2 separate regions of the Homo sapiens genome follow, and region 1 is linked to region 2. Evidence: read pairs that join two places in POLR2A ChIA-PET (ENCODE). Cell type or tissue: GM12878. All regions are shown on one strand. Each heading gives the region's core, and the rest is flanking DNA. Links, peaks and the distances in the headings are about the cores only.

What was found. Peaks named below come from ENCODE experiments on the same cell type or tissue, not always from the same donor. Only the 100,000 strongest peaks of a DNase experiment are listed, where the experiment ranks them.
Region 1: POLR2A ChIA-PET joins it to region 2 with 10 read pairs; 21 of 35 experiments call an interaction of 5 or more read pairs at or near these places.

What each region holds. Positions count from the first base shown.
Region 1 is chr17:45,352,751-45,363,710 of GRCh38, forward strand. LOC105371796 (a long non-coding RNA gene) reads right to left here. Exons shown (of 3, transcript XR_934786.3): 3 at 10,499-10,933. Among named protein-coding and RNA genes, the nearest start is that of MAP3K14, 41 kb to the left of the region's middle. In GM12878, for the core only: no CTCF peak of the experiment used is centred there; DNase peaks (open chromatin) are centred at 4,891 and 5,287; H3K27ac peaks cover 2,080 bases.
Region 2 is chr17:45,298,160-45,309,119 of GRCh38, forward strand. All of the region lies in intron 1 of MAP3K14 (mitogen-activated protein kinase kinase kinase 14), which reads right to left. Among named protein-coding and RNA genes, the nearest start is that of MAP3K14, 13 kb to the right of the region's middle. RefSeq lists enhancers at 880-1,029, 4,770-4,819, 9,553-9,692 and a silencer at 1,800-1,849. In GM12878, for the core only: a CTCF peak has its summit at 2,050; DNase peaks (open chromatin) are centred at 4,692 and 9,372; H3K4me3 peaks cover 2,053 bases; H3K27ac peaks cover 7,443 bases.

The sequences.
Region 1 (10,960 bases), core at 1,845-9,844, 55 kb after region 2:
GAGATAGAGTCTCGCTCTGTCGCCCAGCCTGGAGTGCAGTGGCACAATCTCGGCTCACTGCAACCTCCGCCTCCTGGGTTCAAGCGATTCTCCTGCCTCACCTTCCCGAGTAGCTGGGACTACAGGTGCCCCCCACCACGCCCAGCTCATTTTTGTATTTTTAGTAGAGATGGGGTTTCACCATATTGGCCAGGCTGGTCTTGAACTCCTGAGCTCAAGTGATCCACCCACCTCGGCCTCCCAAAGTGCTGGGATTACAGGCATGAGCCACCATGCCCAGCCGAATTGTACACTGTAGATGGGTGAATTGTATGGTATGTGAATTATAATCTCAATAAAACTGTAAGAAAAGAAACCTAGGGATGGAACTCCAGTTGCACCCCCTGACCAATAAGGCTCATCAGCCTCCTCACACCCAGGAGGAGACCAAGCATGACTCATTACCTCCACCTCTCGCTTCCTCTTCCCTCCTCAGTGTGTTTCCCCTTGGCTTCCCCATCCCACACGTGACCACACTTATCCACAGAACAAAGGAATCCTGGCCACTAACCTTAGGCTGGTGCTCAGCGTGGGTCCTCCATCTTCTAGGGTGATGCGTCTGGCTAATTTTCAAGATCTCATTCACCCCAACAAGCATTTACTTAGAACCTATGTTCTTAAAAGCACTTGAAGCAAATAAGTACAGCCATTGCCCTCAATTGCTTTCAGCCTAGTAGGAGCGATAAGATCTATCACTGAAGATTCAGTTGACCAGTTGACGTAAGAGCAAACCCCAAATAGCAATGGCTTAAATGAGATAGAACTTATTTCACTTACACAAAATAGAAGCCTGGAAGTAGGTAGTCCTGGGCTGGTTCTGTATTTCCTTGGCATCACTGGGTATTCAGGCTCTTTATGTCTCTCTGTGTCGTCCTAGCATGTGATTTTCCTGGGCCGAGATGGCTGTTGAAGTGGGTTGAAGAATGAATGGGGGCTGGGCATGGTGGCTCACGCCTGTAATCCCAGCACTTTGGGAGACCAAGGTGGGCAGATCACGAGGTCAGGAGTTTGACACCAGCCTGGCCAACATGGTGAAACCCCATCTCTACTAAAAACAAACAAACAAACAAACAAACAAAAATTTAGCCAGGGGTGGTGGCGCGCACCTGTAGTCCCAGCTACTCAGGAGGCTGAGGCAGGAGAACTGCTTGAACCTGGGAGGCAGAGGTTGCAGTGAACTGAGATCATGCCACTGCACTGCAGCCTGGGAGACAGAGTAATAAATAAATAAATAAATAATGATAATAATGAATGGAAATTGAGGCAGAGGGAGCAAAGCAATGGCACAGTAGTTGCATGTGCACATGCGTCAGGAGAGGAATTTTAAAAGATGGAAGATAGTAGAGGCAAATGAAATCTTTTTTTTTTTTTTTTTTGACGGGGTTTCACTCTATCACCCAGGCTGGAGTGCAGTGGTGCAATCTCAGCTCACTGAAACCTCCGCCTCCCAGGCTCAAGCAATTCTCCTGCCTCAGCTTCCCAGGTAACTGGGATTACAGGCGTGCTTCACCACGCCCGGCTCATTTTTATTTATTTTTTATTTTTTTGTATTTTTTAGTAGAGACAAGGTTTCACCATGTTGGCCAAGCTGGTCTGGAACTCCTGAGCTGAAATAATCCACCCGCCTCGGCCTCCCAAAGTGCTGGGATTACAGGCATGATCCACCACGCCCAGCTGAAAGGATCTAATTCAGAGACAGAGGCTGGTGATGGCAGAGGAGGGAGAATGTCTTACGAGTCCAATCAGTTATTAAGGAGGTGAGAGGAGACAGCGTCTACTGCACTTGTGGAGCAAATGGCCTTGGAGAGGAGCAGGGATACGCTTCCAATTGTCACAAGGAGGAGAGCATGGCACTGATGGAGAGGTGGGAAGGAAAGGACATTCCTGAGGAGGGACAGGTTCTGTTTTTTAAATAAAGGTGGCCTTCCTGCTTTCCCTCCTGCCTGCCTGCCTTCCTGCCTTCCTGCCTTCTTGCCTTCCTGCTTTCCTGCCTGCCTGCCTTCCTGCCTTCCCTCTCTCACTCTTTCCTTCAACAAGCATTTATTAAGCACCTACTGCATGCCACGGCACTGCTCTAGACACTGAGACTATAGCAGCAAATAAACAGACAAAATCCGCTATCTTCCTGGAGCACACATTCTATTGGGTGGAGAGTGTCAACTAATAAAATGAATAAGTCAGTTTTATCGATGTTAGAAGATGGCCAACGCTACAGAGAAAAGTAAAGCAAGCAAGAAGGTAGGGCATTTTGATGGGAAGAAGAGAACAAGAGAAGGATTGTGGAGGAAAAGTGGTGGGGTGGCGGGATTGCAGCTCTCCTCACTCAGAACACTGGTGCAGTGGGGAATGAGAGCCAGAGGGCCAGAGGGGTGGGTGATGGTGTCTAAGTGTGGGATCCTGAAATCAGGATGTTGGAGGTGGGACAAGGTCTAGAGTGTGCTATGCAAACGGGTGGCAGAGTTGGAGTGGAGCAAAAGGTCTTTGGAGGTGAGGAGTTCAAGTGACTGAGAAGCCAGGGTATTGAAGTTCACACATGTGGATGGTGAGGTCACAAGAATGTTGACAGGGCTGGAGTGGAGACAGTGCCTGGAGCTAAAGTCCACAATGAACAAGGAGGTTGGGCAGGAGACAGATGGATGCACTGGAGAGAGGTACAGAGTGGTTTAGCCAGTTAGTGTGCACTTCAAAGGAACTAGGGTTTTTTTGTTTTTGTTTTTGTTTTTTTGAGACAGAGTCCCGCTCTGTCACCCAGCCTGCCTGGTGAGCTGTGGCATGATCTCGGCTCTCTGAAACCTCCGACTCCCGGGTTCAAGCAATTCTCGTGCCTCAACCTCCCGAGTAGCTAAGATTACAGGTGTGCGCCACCCTGCCCGGCTAATTTTTGTATTTTTAGCAGAGATGGGGGTTTCACCATGTTGGCCAGCAGTCTCAAACTCCTGACCTCAAGTGATCCACCCGCCTGTGCCTCCCAAAGTGTTGGGATTACAGGTGTGAGCCACTGTGCCTGGCCAGAACTAGGGTTTTTGAAGGAGGAAGGAAGAGAAAGGACTTGGAAAGAGTAGTAGGGAGTAAGAAAAACACGTGTCCCTCTCACCTCCTGGCTCTGAGGATCCTGGAATAGGAGAGAAACAATAGCTTCCTCTGAGCCAGGAGGAAGTATATCTCAGGGACTTGCTTGGTTTCCATTAGGGCCAGGAAGTAGGGGGAAACTTCCAGAAGAGGTTGAGAGTAGGGTAGAGTGGGAGTTCCAGAAGAGGTTGAGAGTAGGGTAGAGTGGGAGTTCCAGAGAGCTCAGCGGGAGGGCTTGGGAAGATGAGAAGAAGGCTTGGCCAGCCTGGGATGAGTGTCTGGTAATGGTGGATCAATGGTGGCTTCTTCTGGTGAACAAGGATGCAGGCCTGATGGGGTAGTTTTCAGTGTTTTGTTTTTGTTGTTGTTGTTCGTTTGTTGTTTTTTTGTTTCGTTTTGCTTTTTTTTTTTTTTTTTGAGACAGAGTCTCGCTGTGTTGCCCAGGCTGGAGTGCAGTGGCACGATCTTGGCTCACTGCAACCTCTGCCTCCCAGGTTCAAGTGATTCTCCTGCCTCAGCCTCCCGAGTAGCTGGGATTACAGGTGCGCGCCACCTTGCCCAGCTAATTTTTTTTTTTTTTTTGTATTTTTAGTAGAGACGGGGTTTCACCATATTGGTCAGGCTGGTCTCGAACTCCTGACCTCGTGATCTGCCCGCCTTGGTCTCCCAAAGTGCTGGGATTACAGGCGTGAGCCACTGCGCCCAACCCAGTGGTCTCTTAAGAGGAGAAAAAATGGTCCAGACTGTGCTGCCCAAGATTTGATTTGCCTTTTTTCCAAAACATTTTATTATGAAAAATTTCAAACAGACAGAAAACTGGAAAGAATTATACAGTGGGCATTCATATAACTACCACATAGATTCTACAATTAACGTTTTACTCTATTTGCTTAATCACATATCTGTACATCTCTCTCTCCATCTATCCATCCGTCCATCTGTCCATCTGTCCATCCATCATTCCATCCACCCATCCGTCTACCCACCCATCCACCCATCCGTCTACCCACCCATCCACCCATCCTTCTGCCTTTTTATTTATTTTTTGAATCATTTCAAAGAAAGTTGCAGACATCAGTATATTTTACCCCTAAACACTTCAGGATGAATATAATTAACTAGAGTTCAATATTTGTTTGCCTTTTTTAAGTAAAATTTACACACAGGAAATGCACAGATCTTAAATATGAGTGAGTTTAAGGTGAGTTTTGACAAATGCCTGTACCTGTGTCACTCAAACCCCTATCAAGATATCAACAGCAGGGATTACAGGCATGAGCCACCCGAGGTGGGTGGATCACTTGAGGTCAGAAGTTCGAGACCAGCCTGACCAACATGGATAAACCCCTTCTCTACTAAAAATACAAAATTAGCTGGGTGTGGTGGCACATGCCTGTAATCCCAGCTACTCAGGAGGCTGAGGTAGGATAACTGCTTGAACCTGGGAGGCAGAGGTTGCAGTGAGCCGACATCGCACCATTGCACTCCAGCCTGGGCAACAAGAACGAAACTCTGTCTCAAAAAAAAAAAAAAAAAAGATATCAAGAACATTATCATCACCTGAGGAAGTCCCCTCATGCAACTTCTCAGTCATTCTTATTTTTGTCACCATAGATTAGTTTTCGCCTATTTTAGGACTTGCATTATGAGTCCCAGTTGTAAATACTCTTTTGGATCTAGCTAGTTTCACAGCTAGCAGTGGGAGATTCATCCATGTTGTTGTTGCACATATTGGTAGTTAATATCCTTTGTTGCTCAGCGATATTGTATTAGGCGATTATAACAGAAGAATTATTTGTTCGTCTGTTGATAGTCACTGGAGCTGTTTCTAGTTTTTAGCAATTATGAATAAAGCAGCTGTGAAAATTCTTTTATGAGTCTTTCTGTGACATATGCTTTCAGTTCTCTTAGGTAAATACCTAAACATGAAATTGCTGGGTCATAGATAGGTTTCATTTTATAAGAAACTACCAGCTTTTTACCCAAGGTGGTTGCATCATTTTACATTCTCACTAATAATGTATGAGAGTTCCAGTTGTTCTACATCCTTGCCAACATTTGATGTTGTCAATCTTTAATTTTAGCTTTCCTGGTGGGTGTATGTTGGTGTCTCATTATGGTTTTATTTTATATTGTCTTGATGACTAATGATGTTGAGCACTTTTTCATGTGTTTCTTGGCCATCTGTGTCTTCTTTTGTGAAGTGTCTATTCAAATATTTTGCCTATTTTAAAAATTGAGGTATTTATCTTTTTATTATTGAGTTGTAGGTATCCTTTATATATTCTGCATATAAATCCATTGTCAGATATGTTTTGCAAATATTTTCTCCCTGAGGCTTGCATATAATTTTGTTAATACTGTCTTTTGATGAACAGAAATTTTTAATTTTGATTAAGTCAATTTATCAATCTTAAAAAAAATTGCTTTCTGTGATCTATTTTAAGATACCTTACCTATTCCCCAGTCCCAAAGATATTCTCCTGTTTGCTTCTAGAAATTTTAACATTTTAACCCAAAAAATAACTTTAGCTTTTGATTGATTTCTATGATCTATTTAAAATCAATTTTTATGAATAGTGTGAGGGAGGAGGGGTTGAAGTTTATTTTTTTCCAGGCCGGGCACAGTGGCTCACACCTGTAATCCTAGCACTTTGGGAGGCTGCAGCAGCTTGATCCCAGGAGTTCGAGACAAGCCTGAGCAACATGGCAAAACCCTGTCTCTTCAAAAAATACAAAAATTAGCCAGGTGTGCTGGTGAGCGCCTGTGGTCCCATCTACTCAAAAGGCTTAGGTGGGAGAATTGCTTGAGTCTGGGAGGTAGAGGCTGCAGTGAGCTGAGATCACGCCACTGCACTCCAACCTGGGTGACAGAGTGAGACCCTGTCTCAAAAAAAAAAAGTTTTTTTTTTTCCATATGGATATTCAATTGTTCTGGCACCATTTGTGAAATAGACTTTACATTGGACTGCTTTGATGACTTTATACAATAATCAAATGACTGTTTAATTGTGGGTCTATTTCTGAGGTCTTCATTCCATTTATCTATTTGTTTAACCGTATGTTACTACCACGATGTTCTGATTACTATAGCTTTATAATTAATAAGTCATGAAGGCTGGGCACAGTGGCTCACACCTGTAATCCTAGTGTTTTGGGAGACTGAGGTGGGAGGATGGCTTGAGGCTAGGAGTTCAAGACCAGCCTATGCAACATAGGGAGATCCCATCTCTACAAAAATTTTAACTATTAGCTAGGTGTCATGTGAACCTGTAATCCTAGCTACTCAGGAGGCTCAGGCAGGAGGATTCCTTGAGTCTGGGAGGTCCAGGCTGCCGTGAGCTATCGTTGCACCACTGCACTCCTGTTTGGGTGACAGAGCAAGACCCTATCTCAAAAAAAAAAAAAAAAAAGTCATAAAAGTCATGAAGTCAGACGGGATAAATCCTCTAATTTTGTTTGTTTTCAAGGCGGTTTGGATATTCTAGGTCCTTTGCATTTCCATAAAAATTTTAGAATCAACACATTCAATTTTTTTTTAATTTTATTATTATTAAAGTTTTAGGATACATGTGCACAATGTGCAGGTTAGTTACATATGTATACATGTGCCATGTTGGTGTGCTGCACCCATTAACTCGTCATTTAGCATTAGGTATATCTCCTAATGCTATCCCTGCCCCCTCCCCCCACCCCACAACAGTCCCCAAAATGTGATGTTCCCCTTCATGTGTCCACAGAATCAACACATTCAATTTTGACAAGAGTCTACTAGAATTATGACTGAAATTGAGTTGAATCTAGAGATCATTTTGGAAAGAATAGTCATCCCAGCAATCTTGAGTCTTCCAATCCATGAACATTTATTTAGGTCTTGAATTTCTCTCAATAATATTTTGTAATCTTCAACGTAGAGGTCTTACATATCTTTTGTGAAATGTATTCCTAAGTATTTCATGGTTTTAAAAAGAGCTATTAAAGATGGAATTTTAAAAACATTATTTTTGGCCGGGCGCGGTGGCTCATGCCTGTAATCCCAGCACTTTGGGAGGCCAAGGTGGGCGGATCATGAGGTCAGAAGATCGAGACCATCCTGGCTAACACGGTGAAACCCCGTCTCTTCTAAAAATACAAAAAATTAGCCGGGCGTGGTGGCGGGTGCCTGTAGTCCCAGCTACTCTGGAGGCTGAGGCAGGCGAATGGCGTGAACCCAGGAGGCAGAGCTTGCAGTGAGCCGAGATAGCGCCACTGCACTCCAGCCTGGGCGAAAGAGCGAGACTCCGTCTCAAAAAAAAAAAAAAAAAAAAAATTTAAATTTTTTGTAAAGATGAAGCCTTGCTATGTTGCCTAGGCTGGTCTCAAACTCCTGGGTCCAAGCGATCCTCCTGCCTCCACCTCCCAAAGTGCTGGGATTATAGGCATGAGCCACTGTGCCCAGCAGGAATTTTTTTTTTTTTTTTTTTTTTTGAGATGGAGTTTTGCTGGTCGCCCGGGTTGGAGTGCGGTGGCACGATCTCGGCTCACGGCTCACTGCAATCTCCACCTCCCAGGTTCAAGCGATTCTCCTGCCTCAGCCTCCCGAGTAGCTAGGATTACAGGTGCCCACCACCACACCCGGCTAATTTTTTTTATTTTTATTAGAGACAGGGTTTCGCCATGTTGGGCAGGTTGGACCTCAGGTGATCCCCCTGCCTCTGCCTTCCAAAGTGCTGTGATTGCAGGCATGAGCCACCGCGCCCGGCCAGGAAATTTTTAAAATTTCATTTTCTATTGACAGCAGCAGAGGTGAGCACCAGAAAAGACAGTCCATCAGGTTATCCTAGGTGTGGGGAAGTGGGGTGGAGGAACACCACTTATTTGCAGATGGCTGTGCAAGATCTGGGAGGGTGGAAAAGAAAGGTGGCCATGTGATGGGGGGAAGTCGGATGCATAGCACTTCGGGGAAGACCGTCTTCCTTTCTCTGCCCTGTTACTAAGAAGGAATGTTCTTCCTCAACACTGTCCTGGGAGGTGAAGGCAGGACAATGCCAAGGAGCCTTGGGAAGGTGTTCCTGTTCCCCCAAGCCTTCTGAGCTGCATCATGCAGCCACCCCTCTGTGGGGGCTGTTGCCACCATGGCCTGAGATGAGCATGGTCCTCTGGGGACAGATGAGCTGGCCTCAGTGGTACAGGTGGTATACTCTCCCCTCTCCAGGAGAAGCCACAATGGGCCCTGATCCTTGCTTAGCTGGCTCAGCCTGCAGGGAGGAGATGGGGTCTGAAACACCTGGACTTCCCTTTACTCAAAATATCATAGCCAGGACAGATGCAGTAGCTCACACCTGTAATCCCAGCAATTTGGAAGGCCAAGATGGGTGGATCACTTGAGGTCGGTAGTTCGAGACCAGCCTGGCCAACCCTGGCGAAACCCTGTCTCTACTAAAAATACAAAAATTAGCTGGTCGTGGTGGCAGGTGCCTGCAATCCCAGCTACTTGGGAGGCTGAGGCAGGAGAATCGCTTAAACTGGGGAGGCGGATATTGCAGTGAGTGCAGATTGTACCACTGGATTCCCGCCTGGGCAACAGTGCGAGACTCCGTCTCAAAAAAAAAAAAAAATCACATCCAAGCTCCTGGCCTGGCTTTCCTTTCCGCTCCCTTCCATTGACTGCCTCCCTTGGTGGTCTCTCCATCTCGTTTTCCCATGTTGCCCCACCCAGTTATAGAGTCAGCTGGTCACATCTCTCAAAAGTGCCAAAACTTCCAACTCATGCTCTGAGGAAGGATTCTTAAGAAATAAGAATGTCCAAACTGGATGTCCAAAACTCCACCCATGCTGGGTCCTGTCCCTGTCTTGTTGGGAAGAATGTGGGTGGAGAAGGAAGGAAGGAGAGCAAGAGAGCTTCCCCCTTGTGAAGCAAGAGGACCATTGGGGGAGGAGCAGTGGCAGTGCCAAAGGGGGCTTTCATCCCTCCGTACCCCTCACAGTGCCCCAGAAGCCCCTTCAAAGAAAGATGTACTCACCATGCTTCAAGACAATGCTAGTTGCTACAACAAATAAACCCCCAAATATATTTTGTTTATTTCCCACTTATTTACCAGTTCATTGCAGATGTTCTTGGTTTGCAGGTGACCTTCCCCCATGCAGTGATTTAGAGACCAGGCTTTTTCCATTTTGAGGCCCTACCACCGCCTGGTCTAACTATCATCTTCTACACTCATTTAATAGGAGGGGAAAGAGACCCCATGAAAGGCATAACCACTCCTCAAAAGCCTTGGCCTGGAAGTGACACACGTTACTTCTGCTCCCATTCCATTGGCAAGAACGTGGCATGGGGCCAAGGGGGCCTGGGAAATGTGGTCCCTGGCTCGGCAACTGCTTCCCAGTGACAGCAACACTGGAAAGGAGAGTTCAGATGTTGCTCTCCCTGCCACTGAGCTCTGTTGAGTTTTCACCAGTCAGGTGGCCTTACTTTTAAACTGTGCAGAGCTCTCTGGATGTGAAGAGTTATCTCCCACTCCATCACCAGCATGGTTTCTTACTGTCTCCTCCATTGCTGAGGTTGTTACAGGCTCTTTTCCAGCCCCTCCCTCCTCCCTCAGCCACCCGGGGTCCCCCTCCTTCTAGTCGCTTGCCTAAACCTGACCTCCTCCAAGACACTTTTCAAGGATCTCAGCATCTTCCATTCTCTGGGCACCCTGTTTGCCATAAACACAAGTAGGAGCACTGTTTGGAGAACATATGTGCCCCTCTCTCATCTGCTTGCTAATGTTTGGTATTCTTCAACAGAGCACCAAGGTTTTCTCCCCACGATCAACACCAAGACTTCAGATGCGTGTACCCAACACTAAGACTTCAGATACATGCACCCTGGGGGAGAGGGCAGATCTTCTCGCACACAGGGGAGTGGTTGACTGGGGGATCCTTATAAGTCCTTGCAGAGGGGAGGGAAGGAGAGCAAGGGGACCCTGGGCAGGGGCAGACAAGGGAGCCAGCTATTGAAAGGGAGGCTTTGGCTATATTTTTCAATTAGCTCTATTTTTCAGTCATATGTTGAGCATCTTCAACTTTTTCTAAACAGACTAATCAAATAGTGTCCACTTATTAAATGCTGATATGGTTTGGCTGTGTCCCCAACCAAATCTCATTTTGATTTGTAGCTTCCATAATTCCCACGTGTTTTGGGAGGGACCCGGTGGGAGATCATTGAATCACGGGGGCGGTTTCTCCCATACTGTTCAAATGACAGTGAATAAGTCTCATGAGAGCTGATGGTTGTACAAGGGGAAACCCCTTTCACTTGCTTCCCTCATTCTCTTTTTGCCTGCCACCATGTAAGACATGCCTTTTGCCTTCCATCATGATTGTGAGGCCTCCCCAGCCACGTAGAATTGTGAGTCCATTAAACCTCTTTTTCTTTATAAATTACCCAGTCTTGGATATGTCTTTATTAGCAGCGTGAAAGCAGACTAATACAAATGCCAACCTTGTGCTGGGCACCACTAGCTCTTTTTATAAGCATGGTCTGATTTATCTTCCCAACAACCTCGTGAGGTAGGAACTCTTATTTTATCCCCGTTTGGCACAGGAGAAAAGCAAGACTCAGAGACATTTAGTAATTTTCCCAAGGTCACATAGCTTCTAGTCATTCTAGAAGAGCTTGGGTTTGAACCTAGATATCCAGCCTCAAAGTCCTCCAGTCCTCTGTGCCTGTGTCTCCTCTTCCCCTGGGATACCCAGCATGGCAGAGGCACTCAATGCTCATTGACTACTCATGTCCTCCTCCACACTTCCCAGCCTTCCGTGCAGTCAGGGTGGGGTCATGAGGCAAACTCTGACCAACAGGCTGTGAATGGAAGTGACAGGTGTCATT
Region 2 (10,960 bases), core at 1,510-9,509:
AAAAAATTACAGTTAGTATGTATGTTGATTTAAGAGTAATGACTAAAATAATAGAAATACAATTCAGACCAGAAGAATAAAGGAGGAAAAATAGAAAATGCTGTCAATCTGATACAAGGCAAGGCAAGGAGGAAAAAAGAAGCAAAAAGGACAATAAATATAAAATAAAAACACAAGATGGCAGAAATAAGGCAAAATATTAGCATGTCATTAACCACAGTACATGTGAGTAGATTACAAAACAGCAAACCAGATTGGATTTTAAAAGATCCAGCTAGATGCTGACTAAAAGAAACAAAACAAAATTATCCAGAAAAGTTGGAAATAAAGACATAGAAAGAGATGTGCCAGGCCAATATTAACCACAAAGAAGTAATATTCGTATCAGACAAAATACTTAAGACAAAAAGATATAATCACTTCTAGGCACCCGATAAAGAGCCTCCAAATCCAATGACTGGAGGCAGGCTGAGGCTTTATGTTGAGTAAGGTCTTGGCCCCAGAGTGTCCTGTCTAGCTGCAGAGCAAGGATCTTATGCGTGGCAGTTCCTGGGCATGTACTAGGTCTGCTGGGTGTTGGGCCCCGTGCTGAGTGCTGGCAGTACACTGAGGAAGAAGACACTGTCCCTTGAGGATCTTACAGTCTACTGGGGGAAACAGACAAGAAGTCAGAAGAGTTCAGTACAATACAGGGATGCAATGACAGAGATAGACACACAGCAGATGTGACGGGAACACAGAGCGACACCTAGTCCAGCCCAGGAGGTGATGCCTGAGCTGAGTCTGAAGCAGTGAGCAAGACCTGCCCAAGAAAAAGGAGAGGGTGTTCTGGGTAGAGGGGATGGCAAAAGGTAAGGCACAGAGGTGAGTCAATGCAGCAATCACCAGCAGCTTGAAGTTGTCAGTGAGTAAAGCGTAAGTCAGGCAGTCCCAGGAGAGGAGGCTGCAGATGAAGTTCAGCTATCAGACCATGGACACACGCTTGATCCTCATATACCCCCAGGGTTTAAATTCTCAGATGAGTGAGCGGGGTATAATTCCACATTCCTCCCAGACTCTTGGGGGTAAAGTTCCAGATGGCAGAAGCTGCAGAGTAGGGGCAGATGGCACTGGCCAGGCACAGTGCCTCATTCCTGTAATCCCAGCATTTTGGGAGGCTGAGGCAAGAGGATCACTTGAGCCTGGGAGTTTGAGATCAGCATGTATAACATAACAAGACTGTGTCTTTATGAAAATAAAAAAAAAGAAAAAAGAAAAGAAAATCCTGCCATTGGTACAGAACCCCCACCCTGGCCTGGGCTAACAATCTGACAAGTGACAGGCTTCTGAAAGGCTTGCTTCACTCTCTCCCTCAGGCGGAGAAGGAGAATGGCCATGTGATCCCTGGGACATAGAAACAGATGTCTGAGGAAGGAGGAAGGGGCCTTACTGGGGCCTGCACTCAGGCACTGTGAGTGAAACGCAGCTGGAGGAACCTCAGAACTGGACTCATTGGCCTGCTTGAGGCCTGCTTCCCAGGAGAGTAATTTCTGAATAAGCATTTCCCATTAAGGAGGATATGAAATGTGAAGGTACATTAATCATTAAAATCTTACAGATCAATTATTAAAAAGAAACAAATCTGACATGCCCTCAAAAACTCAGTCTCGGCCAGGCATGGTGGCTCACGCCTGTAATCCCAGCACTTTCGGAGGCCGAGGCAGGTGGATCAGTTGAGGTCAGGAGTTCAAGACCAGCCTGGGCAACATAGTGAAACCCTGTCTCTACTAAAAATACAAAAATTAGCCAGGCATGGTGGCGCGTGCCTGTAATCCCAGCTACTCAGGAGGCTGAGATGAGAGAATTGCTTGAACCTAGAGGTGGAGGTTGCAGTGAGCCGAGATCGCGCCACTGCACTCCAGCCTGGGCAACAGAGCGAGACTCCATCTCAAAAAAACAAAACTCAGTCTTGCTGCCAATCCCACAGGTCAAACTGCAGGGTAAATACAATTTATGGGGTAAAGTTTCTGACTGTCCTGCAATTACCACCACATGCCTGATGATGGCTGGCCGGCCCTAGCCGTGCAGAAACTACTGTCTATAAGGCCCCTTCAGATGTTTAGGGCAATTCCCTCGCATCTATTCTATTGGCATTGGTCTTACCCACTTCCAGCTTCTCTCTGACCTCCCACCCTGGCGCTGAGCTAATCTTGAAACATCGTGTACTTAAGACAACCTCAAGCTCAAAGACATCTGCTGGCTCTGCACTGCTTATGGGCTCAGTCTCAGCTCTGTGGTCCATAATCTTTTTGGCCATTGTTTCCCCAAACATAGGGTTTGGCTTTGGCCAGTCTGATCTCTCTACAACCCCTTGGCTACTCAACTCTCCAGGTCCCATGTGTGCCATGCTGTTGTGTGGGCCACCCCATACATCCTGCTTGTCCTTCAAAGGCAAGGCTCAGCCTCTACCCAGGAAGTTCCTCCCATCAGCTCCACTGTACAACGGCCTCCTTTTCTGCCTGCCCACAGCACCTTGTCTCCTCTATCCTCATCCTCCTCCTGGTCCTGACACCCCCACTCCCTTTTACTCATTCAATGAAACAATGTAGATGAAGGAACTCTGGGAACAATAAAGCATCATAGCAAGTGAAGATACCCACTTTTTGTGTGCACAACTCACAGAATTGCAATCTAAGTAGGGAACAAATTAAAAAAAACAGAAAAAAGCATAATCAAAAATGTTTAGGGCTGAGCATGGTGGCTTATGCCTGTAATACCAGCACTTTGGGAGGCCAAGGCAGGAGGATTGCTTGAGTCCAGGAGTTTGAGACCAGCCTGGGCAATATAGTGAGACCCCATCTTTACAAAAAAATACAAAACTTAGCTGAGCATAGTCACACGTGTCTGTAGTTCTAGCTACTCAGGAGGCTGAGGTGGAAGGATTGCTTTAGTCTAGGAGTGCAAGGTTGCAGTGAGCCATGATTACGCCACTGCACTCCAGCCTGGACAACAGAATGAGATCCTGTTTCAAAAAAAAAAAAAAAGCCGGGTGCCATGGCTCACGCCTGTAATCCCAACACTTTGGGAGGCCGAGGCAGGCAGATCACCTGAGGTCAGGAGTTTGAGACCAGCCTGACCAACACAGAGAAACCCCGTCTCTACTAAAAATACAAAATTAGCCAGGCATGGTGGCACATGCCTGTAATCCCAGCTACTCAGGAGACTGAGGCAGGAGAATCGCTTGAACCTGGGAGGCGGAGGTTGCAGTGAGCTAAGATCATGCCATTGCATTCCAGCCTGGGCAACAAGAGCGAAACTCCATCTCAAGAAAAAAAAAAAGTTCACAGTATTTCTATAACAGTAAAAAAACTGGAACAAAAAAGTCTAATTACAGGGGAAGGATAATTATTAAATAAATCATGGAACATCCATTAAAAATGTTTATAAATCATTTTAACAATATGGAAAAATGGGATATTAAATTAGTAGAAAGAGGATACAGAAGCATATCTAAAATACGACCCTATATACATGTGTCGGTATATTACAATGATATTTATAAAAATGCAGATACCTAGGACATATAGCAATGGTTCTCTTTTGGTGGTGGGCTTATGGATGATTTAATATTTCTTTTTATACCTTTCTAATTTTTCCACTTTTTCAGTGAGCACATATTAGTTTTCTCAGTTCTCTTTTTTTTTTTTTTTTTGAGATGCAGTCTCACTCTGTCACCTTGGCTGGACTGCAGTGACACGATCTCAGCTCACTGTAACCTCTGCCTCCCAGGCTTAAGTGATCCTCCCATTTCAGTCTCCCAAGTAGCTGGGACAGGTGCGTGCCACCACGCTTGGCTAATTTTTTGTATTTTTGGTAGAGACAGGGTTTTGCCATGGTGCCCAGGCTGGTCTTGAACTCTTGAGCTCATGAGATTCACCTGCTTCAGCCTCCCAGAGTGCTGGCATTACAGGCATGAGCCACTGCGCCCGACCTTGGTTCTCATTTTTAACAGATAATGTTTCTAAGTGGTTAAAAAAAAAAATACAGAAGGGGTGCCATTGAAAAGCATGAGTCCTTCCCTCCATTCCTATAAGGGGATCCCCGTTAACAGTTTCTTGTATCTCCCTCTACTGATTTTCTCTGTAGGTATTACTTTTATTCATTTTTATTATTGTTATTATTTTTATGAGATGGAGTCTCACTCTATTGCCCAGGCTGGAGTGCAACGGTGCGATCTTGGCTTACTGCAACTTCCGCCTCTTGGGTTCAAGAAATTCTCCTGCCTCAGCCTCCTGAGCAGCTGGGATTACAGGCGCCTGCCACCACACCCGGCTAATTTTTCTATTTTTAGTAGAGACCGGGTTTCACCATGTTGGCCAGGCTGGTCTCAAACTCCTGACCTCAAGTGATCTGCCTGCCTTGGCCTCCCAAAGTGCTGCGATTACAGGCATGAGCCACTGTGCCCGGCCAAGTATTACTTTTTAATCATGAAAACAACTAAAAAAGAATCTCTTGGCATGGGATGAGAATTTAGGAAGCATTAGGTCCACACTTGAGATTGGGGCTTTATAAATATGTGATGAGCTGGTTTCTCCAACCGTGTGCGCGCACATGCACACACATGCAAGCACAAACCCATGTGTGGGCAGGAAACTTCACCAGAAAGTCTGTGGCTCTTCTGTTCTGCTCACTGAGTTCTGGCAGCTGGGCCGCAAAACAGAAGGCTGGAGATGGGCAAGCTTGTCCTTCCTGGTTTTGGTTTTCATTTCATTCCCTCCCTTGTTCTCTGCTGAGGACTGAGAGTTTTATCAGTTGTGACTCAAGAAATAGGAAGGTGCTCAGAAGATGCGGACTGTTTCCTGCTTTGATTTATCGAATGGCAAATGCATGCGTGGTTACAGGCCCGTGCTAGTGCTGGATGGACCACATGCCCCTGGGCAAGAGTGGCCCCCCAGAGTGAAAAACAGCAGAAGTGGACCAGGGAGAAAAAAACCAGCCCTTCCTCCACTGCTTGCGCAAAGGGGTGGGAATCGCAGGGTTAGTCCTAGTCTGGGAAACCCAAGGGAGGACAGTTTTCCTAGCTAGCCTCTCCTGCCTTTCTTATATGTGATCTTTAACCTTGCTTAAAAATTTTTTTTCAGGCCAGGTGCAGTGGCTCATGACTGTAATCCCATCACCTTGGGAGGCCGAGGTGGGTGGATCACTTGAGGTCAGGAGTTCAAGACCAGCCTGGCCAACATGGGGAAATCTCGTCTCTACTAAAAATACAAAAATTAGCTGGGTGTGGTGGTGGGCACCTGTAATCCCAGCTACTTTGGAGGCTAACGCAGGAGAATCACTTGAGCCCAGGAGGTAGAGGTTGTAATGAGCCGAGATTGCACCACTGCACCCCAGCTTGGGCAACAGAGTGAGACTCCATCTCAAAAATTTTTTTCCAATACCAAAATAATTGTTCATTGTAAAAATGTAAACAAAACAAAATTGTATATAGAAAAAAAATCCCGGCACCGTCCCGTCCTCTCTGCAACATAAAAAACACTTAAGTTTCATGTAAATCCTTCTAGTTCCAATTACTATACATATATAAACATATAGTTTGGGACTTTTTTTTTTTTTTGTATTTTTAGTAGAGACGGGGTTTCACCGTGTTAGCTAGGATGGTCTTGATCTCCTGACCTCGTGATCCAGCCGCCTCGGCCTCCCAAAGTGCTGGGATTACAGGCGTGAGCCACCGTGCCTGGCCTAGTTTGGGACTATTTTTAAAAGAAACATGGATTATACACATGTAATGTCATACAAATTGTATCTTTCACTTAAGATACTATGAATACTATTCCATCTCAGCACATTTAGATTTATTTCTTTTCTTTTCTTTTTTTTTTTTTTTTTTTTGAGACGGAGTCTCGCTCTGTCGCCCAGGCTGGAGCGCAGCAGCCCATTCTTGGCTCACTGCAACCTCCGTCTCCCGAGTTCAAGTGATCCTCCTGCCTCAACCTTCCGAGTTACAGGCGTCAGCCACCACATCCGGCTAATTTTTGTATTTTTAGTAGAGACGGGGTTTCACCATGTTGGTCAGGCTGGTCTTGAACTCCTGACCTCAAACAATCCACCCGCCTTGGCCTCCCAAAGTACTGGGATTACAGGTGTGAGCCACCATGGTTGACCTCTAATTCATTCTTTTTAAGGCTTCATAAGATTGGAAGGTACAGATGTATCATCATTTTCCCACCTGGAAACTTTGTTTCCAATTTTTCACTTATACGTAATAATGGAAAAAACTCTACCCTTATTCACATTTATGTGTACATGTAGAAGGAATTCTAGGTGGTAAGCTCTTGGGATTGGAATTTCTGGGTGACTCTTTTGTTAATGGGTTATATCTTTTCTCCTGTTTCTATGTGTCAGAGAAGTAGATAGCATCAGATAGGTGGTTTCCAAACATTGTATTATTTATTTGCTGTGAAGATGCTATCCTTGCTTTCAACATGCCTATAGTCTAGATGGGGAAAAAATGGGTAGATGGATAAATAAATCATAAAGGAATAATCAAAGTGCTCTTAGGATCAGAAAGACCCTCAGAGGTAATTTCTTCCAACATATTACTTACTAATCCTGAGGAATGGCCATTCAGCTACATGACAGGATGGCCTTGGAGTCAGAAGATCTGAGTTTGAATCTTAGTTTCTCAATACTCTGGTGTGTGACCATGGGCAGGTCACATAATCTGAGACTCAGGAGTCTTATCTGTAATATAGGGATCCTCAAACCTACATGATAGAATTTTACACGGTGACTCAATGCAAGGAACAAAGTTTAAATTACATAGCACAGTGCCTGGCATGCAGTGGGCACTCTGGAAACATCAGTGGAACCTCCAGTGAGATGGAAGCCGCTACAAGATGAGCAGTCAGACCTTTGTATGACTGGAAGTGTAAGATTTTTTTTGGTTTTATGTTTTTTTATTTTTTTTATTTTTTGAGACGGAGTCTTGCTCTGTCGCCCAGGCTGGAGTGCAGTGACGCAATCTCGGCTCACTGCAAGCTCTGCCTGCCGGGTTTACACCATTCTCCAGCCTCAGCCTCCTGAGTAGCGGGACTACAGGCACCCGCCACCACGCTCAGCTAATTTTTTGTATTTTTAGTAGAGACAGGATTTCACCATGTTAGCCAGGATGGTCTCGATCTCCTGACCTCGTGATCCACCTGCCTCGGCCTCCCAAAGTGCTGGGATTACAGGCGTGAGCCACAGCGCCCGGCCGTTTTTTTTTTTTTTTTTGTGAGACAGAGTCTTGCTGTCACCCAGGCTGGAGTGCAGTGGTGTGATCTTGGCTCACTGCAACCTCCACCTCCCGAATTCAAGCGATTCTTATGCCTCAGCCACCCAAGTGGCTGGGATTACAGGCATGTACCACCACGCATGGCTAATTTCATTTATTTATTTTTTTGTAGAAATGGGATTGTGCCATCTTGGCCAGGCTGATCTCAAACTCCTGGCCTCAAGTGATCTGCCCACCTCAGCCTCCCAAAGTGCTAGGATTACAGATGTGAGTCATGGTCTATAAGTGTTAAGTTGCTTCAAAGTTGCTGCTATAAGGCACTGAAGCCTACCTCCCACAGCTTCTAGCCAGCAGCCCTAGCATCAGACAGAAAGTCTGGAACAGATGTGGTCAAAGCAGGAGGAGGACAATCCTGAAAGCAGAGGGACAGAGTGGTCGGCAAGAACCCATGAAGATGTTCTTTGAAGAGCATTCTGCACACCCCATCTGGCTTCTGTGTCCACTGGCAGTGCCTCAGCTCTGCGTGATGAACTGGGACCCACAATTCCTTGGCAGCTAAAGCTGAAATTAGTTGTCCTGTGGTCATCTTTGAGTGTTACAACAATCTGCTATTTGTATACACATAACTACATGCTGGTTGTTGGTAATCATACAAATGAATAATAATGACAGCTATTATTATCTGCCATGTATTAGGTAATGCGTGCATTTTTTTCTTGAATCCTCACAACTCTGTGAGCAAGGCACTAATGTTATCCGTTTACAAGGAGGAAGAAACTGGGCCTCAGTAGGCCAAGTAATTTGCCCAAGGCCACACAGCAGTGAAGTGGCAGCGGCAGGATTTGCACAAGAGACTTTTATGTCAAAGCCCATACTCTTAACCATGACACTCTTCCTACTCCCAAATGATCTAAGCTTTAAAAATTGGGACCGAGATGCAGAAGCTGTCACAAGTCAAAGGTTAGTGAGAAATTCAGGGACTGGCCTGGGAGGAAGCACCTTAATTAGGAAGCATGAACTACAGCCAGCCTATGTTCTGGAAAAAGCAACTTTAAAATGACAACAGGGAAGAAAGACTCCAAGCTGGACTTGTGGTGGGCCTGTGTTCCTCAGCCCACCCAGGCCTGACATAGCCAGGCCCATTCCAAGGAGAAATTCTATGACAAATGCAAATTTGCCATTCACTTTACAAAGCCTGGCTGCAGGCTTCTTGAACCTATTTACCATTCTTTTTATAACAAAGACTCGAGCATCATTTGCTATCTTCATAAATTTCATCAGTACTTTTGCCCCCAGGCCCTGATACAGGGCATTTTATAAGCTTTAAAAGAGAAGTATTACAATGGTATTTTCAATTCAACCTTCAAATCCTTTGCACAAGGAGAGCCAACAGCAAATAGAAAAGACGCCACAGGGGGCATCATGGATCCACAAAGACCCAATATGCAGGAGAACATGTCGGGCAAGGTAGTATTGAGATAAAAACCTGTCACACGTGTACTTAATTTTATACAATAAGCAACAAGGAATGTTTAATGTATATTGTATAAAAAATTTTTCAGGCCGGGAGTGGTGGCTCACACCTGTAATCCTAGCACATTGGGAGGCCCAGGCGGGCGGACTGCCTGAGGTTGTGAGATCGAGACCAGCCTGGCCAACATGGCAAAACGCTGCCTCCACTAGAAATACAAAAATTAGCTGGGTGTGGTGGTGGGTGCCTGTAATCCCAGCTACTCGGGAGGCTGAGGCACAAGAATCGCTTGAACCCGGGAGGTGGAGGTTGCAGTGAGCCGAGATTGTGCCACTGCACTCCAACCTAGGCAACAGAGTGAGACTCTGTCTCAAAAAATTAAAAAAAAAAATTAATTAATTAATTAATTAAAAAAATTTCAAGTGTCATCGAAATCAGCAACTTAGGGTATTTTGTGTAACTGAATATTCTGATTAAGTGGGGGCTGCCCTGTATGCCACTTAACATGACCAATTTCCAAAGATTAGATGGCCATAATTGCCCTTGACACTAAAATCATGTGAAACACAGCCAGTTTCTTTGATGACTCAAAACGTACTTTGTGATCTTGCCAAGCTTTGAGATCATCGTTACAAGCAGCATTTTGGTTGTGAAAAACAACTCTCCTTATTTAACCTTTTGGGGTGGATTCTGAGCAAGAAGTTCCCTAGGCTACGGTCAATCTCGCTGAAATACAACCACCCACCGCTCCTTTCTGGGTTTAGAAATCTGGTTTTCAGAGGTGGGAGTGGCTTCAAGCAGCGTCTACCTGTGTTCAGAAAAGATGAAGAAAGACAGGCTCAGGCTCCCTGTATAGGAGAATTCAAGTTCATTGTAGTCACTGGTGACTGGTTCTGAAATTGAGGAACTAGTTTGAGGAACTTCAGAATAAACAAGAAACCCAAAGAACTCAGCTTCCACAGAAGGCTTCCAATGCATGGAAGGAGGCACAGGTCCAGCTCCGCCCTGTGGCGGGGCAACCTTGACCCTGGCCTCATTTCAGATGCTGCCCCACATGCTCTTTGACAAGCTGGACCAAGTAACCAGCTTGAGGACATGAGTGGCAGAGGGGTCCCTTTATAATGAGGGGTCATATTCTTGTCCTCCCTTGGGAAGGTAAAAAAGGGCTTGGGACATGGGGCATGATGAGGAATATTCTCAGAGGATCTCACACGATTCTTTGGTAAAAGAGGGTAAATCATGAAACAGCCCACGGCTCTCTCGTCCTCCCCGAGGCCAGCAGGGCTTAGCGGGAGGAGTTTGGATTCAAGTCTTGTACTTTCACTCAACAGCAAATATTTAATCAGTGGCTACCATGTTTCAGGCACCGTGCTGGCCAGCAGGAATATGAGGATGACCAAGAGCCTTCTCTGTTGAAACCCTTGAAAGGCCTTCTTGGAATGCTGAACCCAGTTACCTAGAAGCACTGCCTTGATCTACCTGCCTACAACTCTCTAGTGGCACCAAGCCTATGGGATGTGCCAGTGTGGTCACTGCCCTCCCAATTCTCACTTGGAGGGGTGGGAGGTGGTCAGTTATGTGTTTATTAGCTGGCTACTCACTGTCTGATTCTACTTTGAACTATATTTTCTTTTTTGAGAAGAGGACTTGTTCTGTCACCCAGGCTGGAATGCAGTGGTACAACCATAGCTTACTACAGCCTCGAACTCCTGAGCTCAAGTGATCATCCCACCTCAGCCTCTGAAGTAGCTGGACTACAGGTAAGCACCACCATGCCCAGCTAATCTTTTTTTTTTTTTTTTGACAGAGTCTTGCTCTGTCGCCCAGGCTGGGGTGCAGTGGTGCGATCATGGCTCATTGCAACCTCTGCCTCCCAGGTTCAAGTGATTCTTGTGCCTCAGCCTCCCGAGTAGCTGGGATTACAAGTGCCCACCAACACACCTGGCTAATTTTTGTATTTTTAGTAGAGACGGGTCTCACCATGTTGGCCAGGCTGGTCTTGACCTCCTGGCCTCAAGTGGTCTGCCTGTCTTGGCCTCCCGAAGTGCTGGGATTACAGGTGTGAGCCACTGCGCCTGGCAATGTCCAGCTAGTTTAAAAAAATTTTTTTTTTGGAGGTGGATCTCACTATGTTGTCCAGGCTGGTCTCCAGTTCTTGGCCTAAAAGGCAATCCTCCTGCCTTAGCCTCCCAAGTCATTGGGATTACAGGCATGAGCCACTGTGCCCAAGCAAC